Regions from separate parts of the Homo sapiens genome. Here all the other regions are linked to region 4. Evidence: chromatin contacts called from ENCODE Hi-C or POLR2A ChIA-PET data. All regions are on one chromosome and are shown on one strand. The core of a region is the stretch at or near the end of the contact, and the rest is flanking DNA. Distances in the headings are between cores, read along the strand shown.

Region 1 (2,778 bases), core at 34-2,533, 2.9 Mb after region 4:
ACAGGTTCCGCTGTCAGCCTCCTAAATGATGTTTTGAAATAGGGTGGAACTTTAAGAAAAGCACTCATCTCATAACATTTCATTAAATTCACTGGGTTTTTTTTGTGAATTGAAAAATAATGAGTTTTTTCCCCAATGCTAGACATAATAAAACATGGCTTGCTTTCTTATAAATGAATCCTGCCACACACCACATCGAGGCTTGAAACGCCAATATACAGAGATGCAGCCCCATCCCCTTGTCCCCCATTTCCACTTCCCCTCGAGTAATTCCTTTCAAATAGCTATTTAAACATGCACAGACGCTATCTGAAATGAAAACTTCCCTCTCATTCCCTAAGCTGAAGAGAGCAGGAATTCCTCAAGAAAGCTGAATCAAGCTCAGTCACCCACAGAACCTCAATCTCTCAAATGCCCCATGTTACCAAAATAAAAGCTGGATACCCTAAGTAAGCAAATCCTTGGACACTTCACATACACAGTAAATAAATAAGCTCACGAAAATAAAAAGGTGGAAAAACAAAGACAACTTAAAAGCAAACCACCACACCCTCAACTCCGCGTTGCAACCGGTCGGCCAGGGGCCTTTACCTTCATTTTCCATCGAAACTGCACTCGGGTTGATGGCTACAAAGTCTTTAGTGTCAGCCACGGCCACACTGGGAATAGAGAGGAGAGGAGGAGGACAAGGAAGAGAAGCCCCCGGAATCCCAGGCTGTCACCCCCGCTCCCGGCCACGCGTCCCACGGCTGCTCCCACCACCCCTAGCAGCAGCATCTGCAAGAGAAACCAGGAGAAGCGGCGCTGACGAGAGGCTGAGGAAGGAGTTCCCCGCCCAGCCACTATCTCGGGAGCCCCCCTCCCCAAGATCCCGCACCCGCCCCGTCGTGTGCCCGCAACGTCCCCAGCTCACGCCAGCGGGGCGGCGCCCTAGAGATGCCCCCCCATCCAGGGGATACCCGAACCTCCCCTTCCTTCAGAACCTGGAAGTTTCTAGAAATGGGGGCAGGAGGTAATACTGGTACCCACCCAAAGCCCCGGACAGCCCTCCTCCAGGCTGCGGGGTCTCAGCCGCGGGGCTCGCGGGGGCGCCCCGCGCGCCTCGGGAGAAGAGGAGCTGCTCGCGGGGCAGCGGTGCGAGGCGGGAGCCTGCTCCCGGCGTGAGAAGAAGCGAGCGGGAGGGAGGAAGGGAGGGAGAGAGGGCGGGCGGGGAGGGGAGAGAAGAGGAGGTGAGGGGACCCGTCACGGTCCGCCGGGCCGGCTCCGCGAGGCCGTGCTGGTCTGCTCCCGCCTCCGACTCCTGCGCTCCGCCCCTCCCCGCCGCCGGCCGCCCAGTCGCGCCCCGCACTCCTGGGCCAGCCGCGAACCCAGCTTTGTCACTATTACTTCCGCTGAGAGAGGTGCGCGCAGGCGCATTCGTGTTCACGGGCTGGGAAGGCGGAAGTGAAGTGAAGGCCGAGACTTCGGCCCGGAATGGACAATGTTTGGGTTTGGATCCGTCCGGTAGGAGGTCGCTCGGGGTTGGTGGCCCGCCTTGTTCTTGCTGGCGCCTCCCTTACCCCAGGGACGGTGTCCGCCCGTTTATATGCACCCCCTGAACGCGAGGGTCGGAGATTCGCCCACGCCCCGTGTCGGCCACGCATTCCCGTGGGGCGGCCGCGGGGTCGGCCCAAGCTGAGAGTCATGGCCGCTGTCCCCGAGGCGTTTAAGCGCTCTCTACAAAGTCTGTAGGGGAAGCTGCTCCCGTCGGGGTGGCAGTCACAATCTCAGCAGGCAACGTTGAGGCCCACGGAAGGAAGGGGCGAGGTGTCCATGCTCCTGCCAGGGACTGGAGCACCGTGAGCAGCCTCCCGAGTCTCGCACTCTCACTTGCAAAACCCTGCACTGACTGCTTGGTTCTTGGGGGAGCCGGTAATCGCGGGGCGACTTCCCAAAATTCTTTAAGGGGTGTGCTTAGTTACCATGTGTAATGAGAGAGCAAGGTTCAGCCTCAGAGAGCTCCAGGGAGAGCTAATCTTTTTCATTCGTTTGTGGTATATGGAACTGGGGAGAGGCTGGAACAGCAATTAGAAACCAGTCGTACAGCTGTCGAAGCCAATGAACGAGCACTTCTTTTAGCAGCTGTACCTTTGTCCAGTGTCAATGCCTTTTCACACGTAAACATTTCACTTGCTCGGCATCTTACCCAGACCCCTAATAAGTGCTTTTTAATGAACGATTGGTTTTAATAAACCGTGGTGAGCCAGACATATAATGTTGAACAGAAGTCCTCTCACACCCATAACCACTAGAGGGCAGGGCTTCACCTACTGAGTTGGTGATCATCCTACAGAGAACTCAAAAGAAAATTTCCGTATATGCTAGATGTGTTTTTCTCCATCAACACTTAGACACTTTACAAATTTGCTTTTTATCTCAGGTCCTGTAACATATCGCAGTGTGCTCTCTAACCACACGTTCAACATCAGAATTAACGGACGGGGTTGCCTGTGTTTCTATATTTGTTCCCAAGTAAGTGGTACTAGACTAGGATTGAAAATTCTGGACAGCTTTCTAGATTTACCTTTCTTTTAAGAAATATTGAACTTTTATTCAGCGAGGTCACTTTTAAAGATGAACCCATAAAAATCACTATCAAGTAGATTTCTAGTCTTAACGAGTTAACTATGATCCACCTCTGGCATGCATGGTCAGTGATTTTTGTCTGCACAATGACGGAGCCAAATTAACGGACGGGGTTGCCTGTGCTTCTATATTTGTTCCCAAGTAAGTGGTACT
Region 2 (2,914 bases), core at 376-2,875, 2.9 Mb before region 4:
GGATAAGAACATATTTACATTATAAGGCGCTAGGAAAGTAGTGGTGGAAGGAGAAGGTGGGAAGGGATGGCATAGTTTCAGGCAGAGGGAGTGGCTTTGGAGAGAAGGGTTCTGGGTTAATTTGGTTAGAAGTTTTGGGATCACGAACAGGAGGTGGTCACAGATATTTTATAATGGAGGCAAGGTCAAACCGGAATTGGAGTCCCATAGCTCTGAGCCCAGGAAACTGGATGAATTTATCTATTAGTATGGACTGGGACTGGCATCTTTAACAACATGGAAAGCTTGAAACAGTCTTTGTGGAAAATAGGAGATCAGCCAGAGATTAGAAGAAAACGCAAGAAAATTATAAGTAGGAGTCCAGTCACGAATTCATATCCAATCTGGTCAGTTATGACTTCCTCCAGCGAAAAGCCACACATCTTGCAAACCCTTGAGAGAGAAAACACAAATAGGGGTAACCTACTGGAGACAGGCCCTTAAGACTATAAAGTAGTTGAGCGATTCCATACTGAAATAGAGTTGGCTATAGCGATAGAGAAGTTAGTCATATATGGGGCTAATGATCCAGGAGAGTAAGGATTCACTTTTGTGGTGAAAAGTTGTAAGCAGGTGAAAGGTAGGGATCCATGGCCACGGACGGGCAGGTGGAGATCAGGGAAGAGGCGACGTTAAACATAAATAGTTTGTTAATGATTTCACCTTACTGATTATTTCTCTTTTGGCATCTAGAAGGCTAAGATTCTCATGTGTATTTCAGAGCTACTGAAAGTAGTCCTAGGTTGTGGAGGGAGAAATCCACTTTCACAGCTGAGTCTATCTTCTCAGTCTAGTTATATTCTCCTCTCACAAACTAGCCAATGCTGCCGCCTTATGCAAAGCCGACACCACGGAAAGATGTGCTTTACAGAGGCAGGATGACGCCAATCGGCCTAGGGCCGGCGGTGTTTCGTCTAGATTAATGGCGAGGGAAGTCCCCAATAGTCCTTTTGAAACCTTTTCACTCTTGCCTGGTGAAAGCGCTTGTCAGCCGTAAATCGCGAATACAATGCTAAGCTCTGAGGCCCTTGCTAAATCCAAGTAGGAGCAGGGATCTGCGCGGCCTCACCCTCGGGTTTCCGCAGGGCGTCTCGAGAGCTGCGGATGGGGGCAGCAGGAGCCGGGCGGGAACAGAGGAAAGCGCCGGCCCTGAGACCTAGGGAGGAGCCTCGGTGAAGGAACCCGGGGCGGGTTCCTGCCTAGATCTCCAAGAAGCTCCAAAAATGGCGGGCGGCAACTCGGCGAGCCGGACGCGCAGGCGCCACCGTGGCCGTCCTTCCGCCAGCCGCGGGCGGCCCAAGAACCGTCCACAGCGCCCTTATCCAGAAGCCTACGCCTCTCGCGATTGGCTGAACTGCGCGAGCGCTCCGTGTGGGGGCGGGGCCGCCACGCAGCGGCCACGTTTCCCGCCCCGCTGGTGCGCGTGCGCGCAATCCCCACTGGAAAGCGTTTGCGCGCGCCCCTGCCGCGGCCCCTAGCTCGCGCCTCAGCTCCCTCCCCTTTCCGGGCAGGCCCGTCCCGTCAGCAAGGCAGTGAGCACCGCGGCCAGCAGAGGGCGGTCCGGACCCAAGTCTGCAGCGGCGCCATTGGCGTGTGGAAAATGCCACCAGATGGCGGGTTAGGATTGCAGCTCCGTTGAAGGCGCGGCCCCCGCTCCCGAACCCCCGGCGACCACCCCGTAACAACCCCCCCACATCGGGAATAACACACCGGAGACTTTTGGGGGGAAACTAGGTCGATGGTCGGCGGCGCCCGGATGGGCAGCTGAGGTGAGTGCGGGCGGCGGCGACGGCGGCGGGGGGCGGGAAAGAGGGGGAATGCGGCGGCAGCGGCGCGGGGGCTGGAAGCGCCGATCCAAGATGGAGGCCGGGCGAGAGCGAGAGAGCGCGAGCGGCGAGCGGGCGGGCCGGGCGCGGGCCCCGTGCGGGGGAGGGAGGCCGCGCGGGCCTGTGCGGGGTGCGGCGGTCGTGGGCCGTCCGAGTGCCCGGAGAGACGTCTGTGGGCGCGGTGGGCACCCCGGCGTCTTCGTCGCTTGCCACCCCTCCCGCGGGCACCAAAAATTTTGCCCCCGCCCGCCCGGGCACTACGGCGACAGGCGCGGAAGCCTTTGTGGCGCGCTCGGGCCCGCCGCCAAGCCCGCCCTCCGCCCCCCCCCGCCCGGGCTCTCGGGAGTCGCCCGCGCCCAGCGGGGCCGGGCCGACGCGGGCTGGCGCGAATGCCTTCCGCCGCCTGCCGACCTGCGTTTCTGCGGTGTTTTAGCGGCGGCGGCGTCACATGACAACGAGTTCATTTCAGCGGAGGGGCCTGGGGGGTCGCTCGGCGGGGCGGCTGGCCCAGGCTTCTTGTTGGCGGGGTGGGGCAGCGGGGTGGCGGCTGGGGGAGATGCATCAATGCTGGGCTTTCCAGCTATCTGCCCTCTCAGCCCCCGACGGGGGCCTCCTTGTGAAACGTGTCCAGGCCTAAGCACTGCCCCGCTAGTTTGCCAGTCCCCTGAGAGACGAGGCCAATAAAAGTTGTTTTCCCTCCTTTCTCGAGGTGGGGGCGGGGTGGGAAACTAGAGTGCTTGGAGTTGGACCTGAGCCCCGTTTGCAGGGTCCGAACTGGGTTCTTCTTGTATGGTATGGGTACTAAGAAATTTTCAGGTTTTAGGATTGTCACGTCACCCCCATCTACCCACATTTGAAATGTTATCTGTCGATTCTCTTCACATTGCAGGGAATCGTGCTCCGGGAGTATAAGTCATAGGATAGTTTTGGACACTTACAGACAAAAAAAAAACAAAAAAAAAAAACGCAATTTGTCATAAAAAAAAATTATTTGCTGTTAAAGTTGGTGTTAAGATGGATAGAGTTTATTCTCGTGATTCTGACTAGAA
Region 3 (2,841 bases), core at 64-2,563, 2.8 Mb after region 4:
GTTAGTAAAATCTGCTGGAAAAACAACTACAGAGCAGGCCTCTAAATATACCTTTTGTTTTTACTTCCCCTTCACTGTCATAAAAGTGATGCCGTCTGGCCATACTAAGCTGTTCAAATAAATATATGGACTTACAGACTTTCCAGCTGAAAAGGGTCCTTCAGGTCACTCAGTAATTCTCCTTATTTTAAAGATGAGATTAAGGTTCCTTTTAGAGAAGGACAGAATTAGGGACGGACAGAATGAGAAGTTCACTTCTAGCGGCTCTTATTTTAAAGGACAGTCTAAACCCAGCAGTGCTTAAGTAGTCTGGTCCAGGCTGCAGAAGACTCTGGGACTAGGTTCCCTCCCGCCCACCCTCACAGACTCAGCCCTGCCACCCCCATCCCAGTCCACTTTTAGGTCATCCATTCCATTAGTCTCCTCTGCGCAACCATAAACCTACCCAAGAATGTGTCGCATTGTCTAGATTCTAGAACTATCTGTTCACTTGACAACACGCTCCCCCTCGAGGTTTGAGTGAACTTGGGCACTGCGAACACATCTTCTTTATTTCTGCATCCCCAATCCCTGGCATACCTCCTGGCATATACTAGGTGTTTAACAAACCTTGTTAAGGCAAGTAAGTGTCCAGCAGATCAACTGCCGCCCAAAGGAGAGAAAAAAGGTTAGTTAAGAAAGCTAGATGGGAACTTGGAGAAAGTTACTACCTTGTGCAAACTACCCGTTCTCGGTGAAACAGATCTGGCTGGGGGCAAAAGACAACGGAAGGAGTATTTATCACAAGTTGAAAACCAGTAGTTATCTTCCCAGGTAATAAGAGGAAGGCAATTTGTCACCAGTTTCTGCTACAGCACAAATCTACCTTTAAAGTAAATCTTAACCTTAAGGTAAAACGAACAATTCCTTGCTTCTTCACCTTTTTAAACATTTACATTTTGGCAAAGCAGGTTAACGTTTATTGAGGGGCACTGAGACTGGAGTACATCCGGAGGTAAGATGTCCAGGAAAGCGAGGAGATCGCAGCCATGGCGTCCTAGAGATTCGGAACCCAGCCCGGGCAGCTTGAAACCATTACCTTCCCCCTCGCAGGGGAGCCTGGCTAGCCCCAAGGAGGACAGTTCGCTTTACCTTTCCCTGTCGTGGTCGGAGCGGCGCCCGGGGCTGCCCAAGTCTTGCGGGTAATCGGGCAGGCCTCAAACTAGGGGCAACCACACCCACCGAGCGCCAGACACCGCGGGCCACGGCTGTTTGGAACCGTGGCCAGGGAGACGGCGCGGGGCATACTGGGAAGTCGGGGCGAGGCGGCACCAAGGCGGAAGTGTTCGCCGACCCAAGTAGGCGGAGAAAGCAGAGGAGGACCGGCGGGCCAAGCTTTCCTAGCCTGACAGCAGCCATTTCGGAACGTACGTCCCAGCCCTCTTTAGCTACTTAGCGCCTCTGGGCCCGAGAACACCTGCTCCTTGGCTCAGTCTGGCGCCACCGGCATCACGGAACTGTACTTCCCAGAGACGTCACACCGGGAGACTTCCGATTCCCGCTCTTGAGATTGGACTCTCACGTGCAGGAGCCAGTCCTCGCTGGGCTCTAGCGGGCTTCTGATGGAGGAGCTACTCCTCTGGGAGGACAGAGTAGGTGGGCTCTGCTGCAGGTCCGGGCGGCGGGTTGTGAGGGCCGAGGTGGCACGGTGTATGAAGGCCTGTGTTTGAAGACTTAGGTCAGACCTTTTGCCCGCCTTTCCCCTATGCAGCTCTATGCAACTGTCTGTGCAAGGTCCTGTAATTTGCGTAGGACGCCTTGACACAGTCTCTGCTTATGGACGCTTTACAAAACTATCTTGCAAAGAAATAAGTACTATACAGGATAAGGTTCTGAGATACTGACAGGGCTGGAACTAGGGTGAGATAAGTGTAAAATGTAAATGGATGCCAATAAAATTCAGTAATCAAGGTAAGTTTTAATGCAATCTCTAAAAATCAAAATTATAGCAAAAAAAATCCATGACTGACAAAATGTCACGATTTTAAGTAATAGTAACAGTACCGTGCTGTGCCATATTGAAGCCCGAGGTGTCAAAAGAAAAACCATCAATTCTGATCCTGCGAGTTAAGTTAGCCAGGTGAGGAAGCGTAGCTGGGCCAGATATGCAAAATAAGATGATGAAAAGAGCTCGTGGTTAGGGGTGTAACTGGATAGAGGGGTTCCTAGAGGCATGAAGCAGTTTTCCTTATACCAAAAACTATGCCAATTAAGAAGGGCCCACAAATCCAAAGCCTGAAAGAAGTTCCGTGACTGATTGTCAATACAAAAGAAAAACTTGATCCTTATCATAGGTCCTACACACCTTACTTTACTGAAGCCCAAATGCTTTGTGATTATGAGATGAATATGATATCTTTTTTTTAGCTTAGGACTTTTTACTTTGACCCCACAAAACAAATACTCTGTGCTGTAAGATGTTGACTATTACCACTTAAGAATCAAAGTTCACAGAACTTCTATACTGGTGTGTCAGTAATGGACTTCAACTGATTTTTCTTTAGAATTAGCAGCAGCCTCTGTCACCATCCAAAGATTACAACCCATGAAACCATTGAATTTGTGCCTTGTATCAGAAAGCAAAGGAGAATGAAAAAGCACAGCTAACATTGCTTGAGGATCTAGGTAAGAATTTATGATGTTGATATCTATGTTCTATCTAAAGAGCACTTCATAACATTTGCTATTGATTTAATGGTGCTGGAAGCAATGACTTGGTGCCCCATAACTAGCATCAATTGAAAATGTTTTCTGTTGTTTTAAACAGGCGATTAATTCTTTAGACTGTCATCATGGGTATCC
Region 4 (2,899 bases), core at 139-2,638:
GAAGAGTTAAAAAGCAGAAAACCTCTCCTATTCACCACATTAAAATACACTGTTAAAAATACTAAATGTATTAAAAATAAATATTAGTAAAAAGAAGCCTAACTAGCCCACTATGTCAAAGAAGGATCACCCTGTGAAAAAGTGTCTTCGATAAACTGTCCTAAGAATTTGTTAACGAAGGAATTATAAACTGTAGGACACTAGCTTCTATGCCTTCTGCTATTCTGGAATGAAACTAATTAAATAAAATCCTTGAATGTGATAAAGACTAAATATCAGCATCTGGCAAGGGCAAACAGAAAAAAAAAAGGAGAAATGACCAATATTTCTCAATTATGGGTTTCTACGAGTCTTTTTGTTCTCCCAAGTAAGTCAAGAATTAACTTCCAAATTTAACAGCATCAGCTTCTTTTACAAAATAAACCGTGAGATGACAGGAATACTGGGATCTATAAAATTTTCTATTAAGCTTAACAGGGGTGTCAATGAAATCATTTACCCTGACAAAGAGCAACGTTTTCCCGGAATCACAAAGGCCAACAAGAAGAACAGCTCTCTGACTGCTCCTTCTGCTCCGGATTAACTTCCAGAAGACTGTGGAATAGACAGAGAAAAACAACAAAAATTACGCCTTGGGAATCAGTATATGTGCATGGCTGGGGTGGGGAAATTCACAGAAGTCTGTGACGAAACACCTCATTCACCTGGAACTGACTTTTATCATAATGGTTACTATTGCTGTTGTTAGGGATCCACTGAGAGCCAGGCACTGTCAACTGTCAACTTTTCTTTGCAGTCCTTACTCTGACTGGGACTCAGGTGCTATCTCACTACCTTGGTATCCCAGCGCCCGCACGCAAACACGGGAGGCTGAAAGTTGGTGTCAAGACCCTGAGTCTTTGCAGTGAGAACAGCGGAAGGCGAGGAACAGCGCGCTCAAGCGTAACAGGGCAGATGACGAAGAGCAATCTGCGCCCCAAGGACCAGGACGTTAACTCCGGGGGTTGCCCGGCATCCCCCTTAACGCCCAGCTGCTGCCGCTGCTTCAGGAGAGAGGGTGGGGTGTAGACTGGGTGGGTCTCACCCTCCTGATGCCCTCAAGGCGCCCTCTCAGCCCCGCGTCCCCGGCCTGCAGCGGTGCAGCCAAAGCCCGGACCTCTGCCCGCCCCAAACCCGCCATGACCACCGGCCGCCTTTTACCTAGCGTCAGCAGCACCGCAAGAACCGCCACCACTACTGACAACAGCGTTGGGTCCGTCTGCTGCAGCTCCTGCCGCAAGGTGTCTAGGTAGGGCTGGAAGGTGCCCCCGGCACCGCCGCCATCTGCCACCCGGCGCGAGTCCGCGGAAGCCATGGATGAGACGCGTGGTCCCCGGTACAGCAAAAGCGACGTGGCCCTGCACTCTGCGCAGGCGCGGGGAGCAGAGCCTCACGCGAATGGTGGTTCCTAAGCCATAGTCTCTCCCTCAGCCGCGGCGATCCCCCAAGTGCTTGATGGGAGTTGTAGTTCTCTGGGACTCCGTCCTCCTACAGAACGATAGGGGCAGACAGGTTATTTGTCGAGGGACACACACATCTTTTAAGAGATGAGTCAGTCGTCGTCACCTACGTTATGACTGTTGAAAGAATGATGAAATGAATAAAATGAATGAATGGCTCCCGAAACTACCACTGAGGAGTTCCCGACCGTCGCTAAGTGACGTGAGACTTGTGAAGAACTCAAGCATCCTACAAACATTTAATCTGAATTTAATGTGACAAGGGATGTGACAGATGGATGTACGGAGCGATGTGGGAATACATAATGGGACGCGGAGTCCATCATGAGTTCAGAGAAAAGCTTCTGGACATTGGAATTGAGTCCTGAAGAATGAGTTAGCATCTGCGAGTGGTTAAAGGAAAAAAAGGTGCTGTGCAGAAGAAAATGAGTGTAAGAAACGATGTATGTGGGAACCCTAAGTAATTCAGTGCCCCTACACTGTCAATCTAGGGCTGCAAACTCAAATGTCTGCATTAAAGGAAGCAACTAGGAAAATCAACGCCCAGGAGAGCTGGGGCTGTTGAAAACTGCAGGAGGTATTTCTGCTGAAAGTAGGGCCGACCCTATTCAGCCAGGTAGGTGTTATGGGACCTGGGTGGCCGGTTCTTCCAGTTTTCAAGAGAAGCAATAAAGGCAGATTTTTATAGGAAATTTTCCACTTTTGAAATTTTCTGTAGGTAATTGAAAGCATTCAAAAACTTGTGGCCCAAATAAAACACCAAAAGTGGCCAGCCTAGAGGGTCCCAGTTCACAGTCTCTGTCATTAAACAGCTGTCATTGTTTTAAAATGTACACATTATTTAATTTAATTGTATGGCTGAGTAGAGACATGAAGATGTCAGTGTCACTGAAAGATTGAAAAAAGTTTATTACAGTTCCACATTGCCATTGAAAAAGTTGTCAGCATCAAAATGGAGTCACTTGTATTTTTTTTTTTAATCAGAAAAATGGAGCTGGTGAAAGGCCATGGAGGGAGGGTTCTCAGGCACCCATGCCTGATGACAAAAACTGTCACAAAAGACTGCAAAAACCACAGACTTGCACAAAGGCCATCGCAACCTTACACACAAAAAAATACATCTGTTAGGACGGCTACCCAGCAACTCCCTGTCCAACCTAGTACTGATGCCATCCTTGCCATTTGATCCTTGTAGCCAAGGATAATTATCTTAAAACAATTATGGAATCTGACTCATTTTTTCTTTAAAAATCTTTGTCTTCCTTTACACCCCCCTGAATATGCACATAGTTGACTATGGCATGCGTAGTCCCATTGCAATGCCTATTCCAGAATAAATATTATTTTCTTTTAGAGCGTCCCTCTCTGCTTGTTATTTAGCTTGATACCACTCAGGGCCA

The links. A loop is a pair of places that touch in the nucleus more often than their neighbours do. ChIA-PET counts read pairs that join two places held with the same protein, here RNA polymerase II (POLR2A). Pooled maps may share reads with other maps.
Region 1: a map of CD8-positive, alpha-beta T cell shows a loop between it and region 4 (14-fold over the local background). The contact joins the promoter of ATP2C1 here to the promoter of SRPRB in region 4. A Hi-C loop is called at or near these places in 4 of 168 maps with a recorded cell type or tissue (CD4-positive, alpha-beta memory T cell, CD8-positive, alpha-beta T cell and naive thymus-derived CD4-positive, alpha-beta T cell) and 7 of 50 pooled maps. POLR2A ChIA-PET finds 5 or more read pairs at or near these places in 1 of 52 experiments (naive thymus-derived CD4-positive, alpha-beta T cell).
Region 2: a map of CD8-positive, alpha-beta T cell shows a loop between it and region 4 (22-fold over the local background). The contact joins the promoter of STAG1 here to the promoter of SRPRB in region 4. A Hi-C loop is called at or near these places in 2 of 168 maps with a recorded cell type or tissue (CD8-positive, alpha-beta T cell and naive thymus-derived CD4-positive, alpha-beta T cell) and 10 of 50 pooled maps.
Region 3: a loop to region 4 is called in a map of CD8-positive, alpha-beta T cell, with 15 times the contacts of the local background. The contact joins the promoter of ASTE1 here to the promoter of SRPRB in region 4. A Hi-C loop is called at or near these places in 3 of 168 maps with a recorded cell type or tissue (CD8-positive, alpha-beta T cell and naive thymus-derived CD4-positive, alpha-beta T cell) and 8 of 50 pooled maps. POLR2A ChIA-PET finds 5 or more read pairs at or near these places in 1 of 52 experiments (CD4-positive, alpha-beta T cell).

What each region holds. Positions count from the first base shown.
Region 1 is chr3:130,892,589-130,895,366 of GRCh38, reverse strand. It overlaps ATP2C1 (ATPase secretory pathway Ca2+ transporting 1), which reads right to left and starts at 1,283. Exons shown (of 28, transcript NM_001378687.1): 1 at 1,030-1,283; 2 at 592-777. The coding sequence starts at 597. LOC107986023 (a long non-coding RNA gene) reads left to right here and starts at 1,446. Exons shown (of 3, transcript XR_001740492.2): 1 at 1,446-2,511. RefSeq lists a silencer at 1,029-1,418 and an enhancer at 1,509-1,728.
Region 2 is chr3:136,751,089-136,754,002 of GRCh38, reverse strand. It overlaps STAG1 (STAG1 cohesin complex component), which reads left to right and starts at 1,625. Exons shown (of 34, transcript NM_005862.3): 1 at 1,625-1,808. It overlaps STAG1-DT (STAG1 divergent transcript), which reads right to left and starts at 1,332. Exons shown (of 1, transcript NR_185911.1): 1 at 1-1,332. RefSeq lists enhancers at 317-1,248, 1,042-1,361, 1,249-2,180 and silencers at 1,372-1,601, 1,922-2,301.
Region 3 is chr3:131,025,297-131,028,137 of GRCh38, reverse strand. ASTE1 (asteroid structure-specific endonuclease 1) reads left to right here and starts at 1,313. Exons shown (of 6, transcript NM_014065.4): 1 at 1,313-1,631; 2 at 2,544-2,664; 3 at 2,807-2,841. The coding sequence starts at 2,832. NEK11 (NIMA related kinase 11) reads right to left here and starts at 1,261. Exons shown (of 18, transcript NM_024800.5): 1 at 1,132-1,261; 2 at 136-208. RefSeq lists enhancers at 952-1,141, 1,222-1,281, 1,422-1,661.
Region 4 is chr3:133,804,304-133,807,202 of GRCh38, reverse strand. SRPRB (SRP receptor subunit beta) reads right to left here and starts at 1,388. Exons shown (of 7, transcript NM_001379313.1): 1 at 1,201-1,388; 2 at 500-594. The coding sequence starts at 1,354. LOC105374116 (a long non-coding RNA gene) reads left to right here and starts at 1,720. Exons shown (of 3, transcript XR_924513.3): 1 at 1,720-2,115. RefSeq lists enhancers at 827-936, 967-1,016, 1,127-1,336, 1,477-1,536, 1,627-1,736.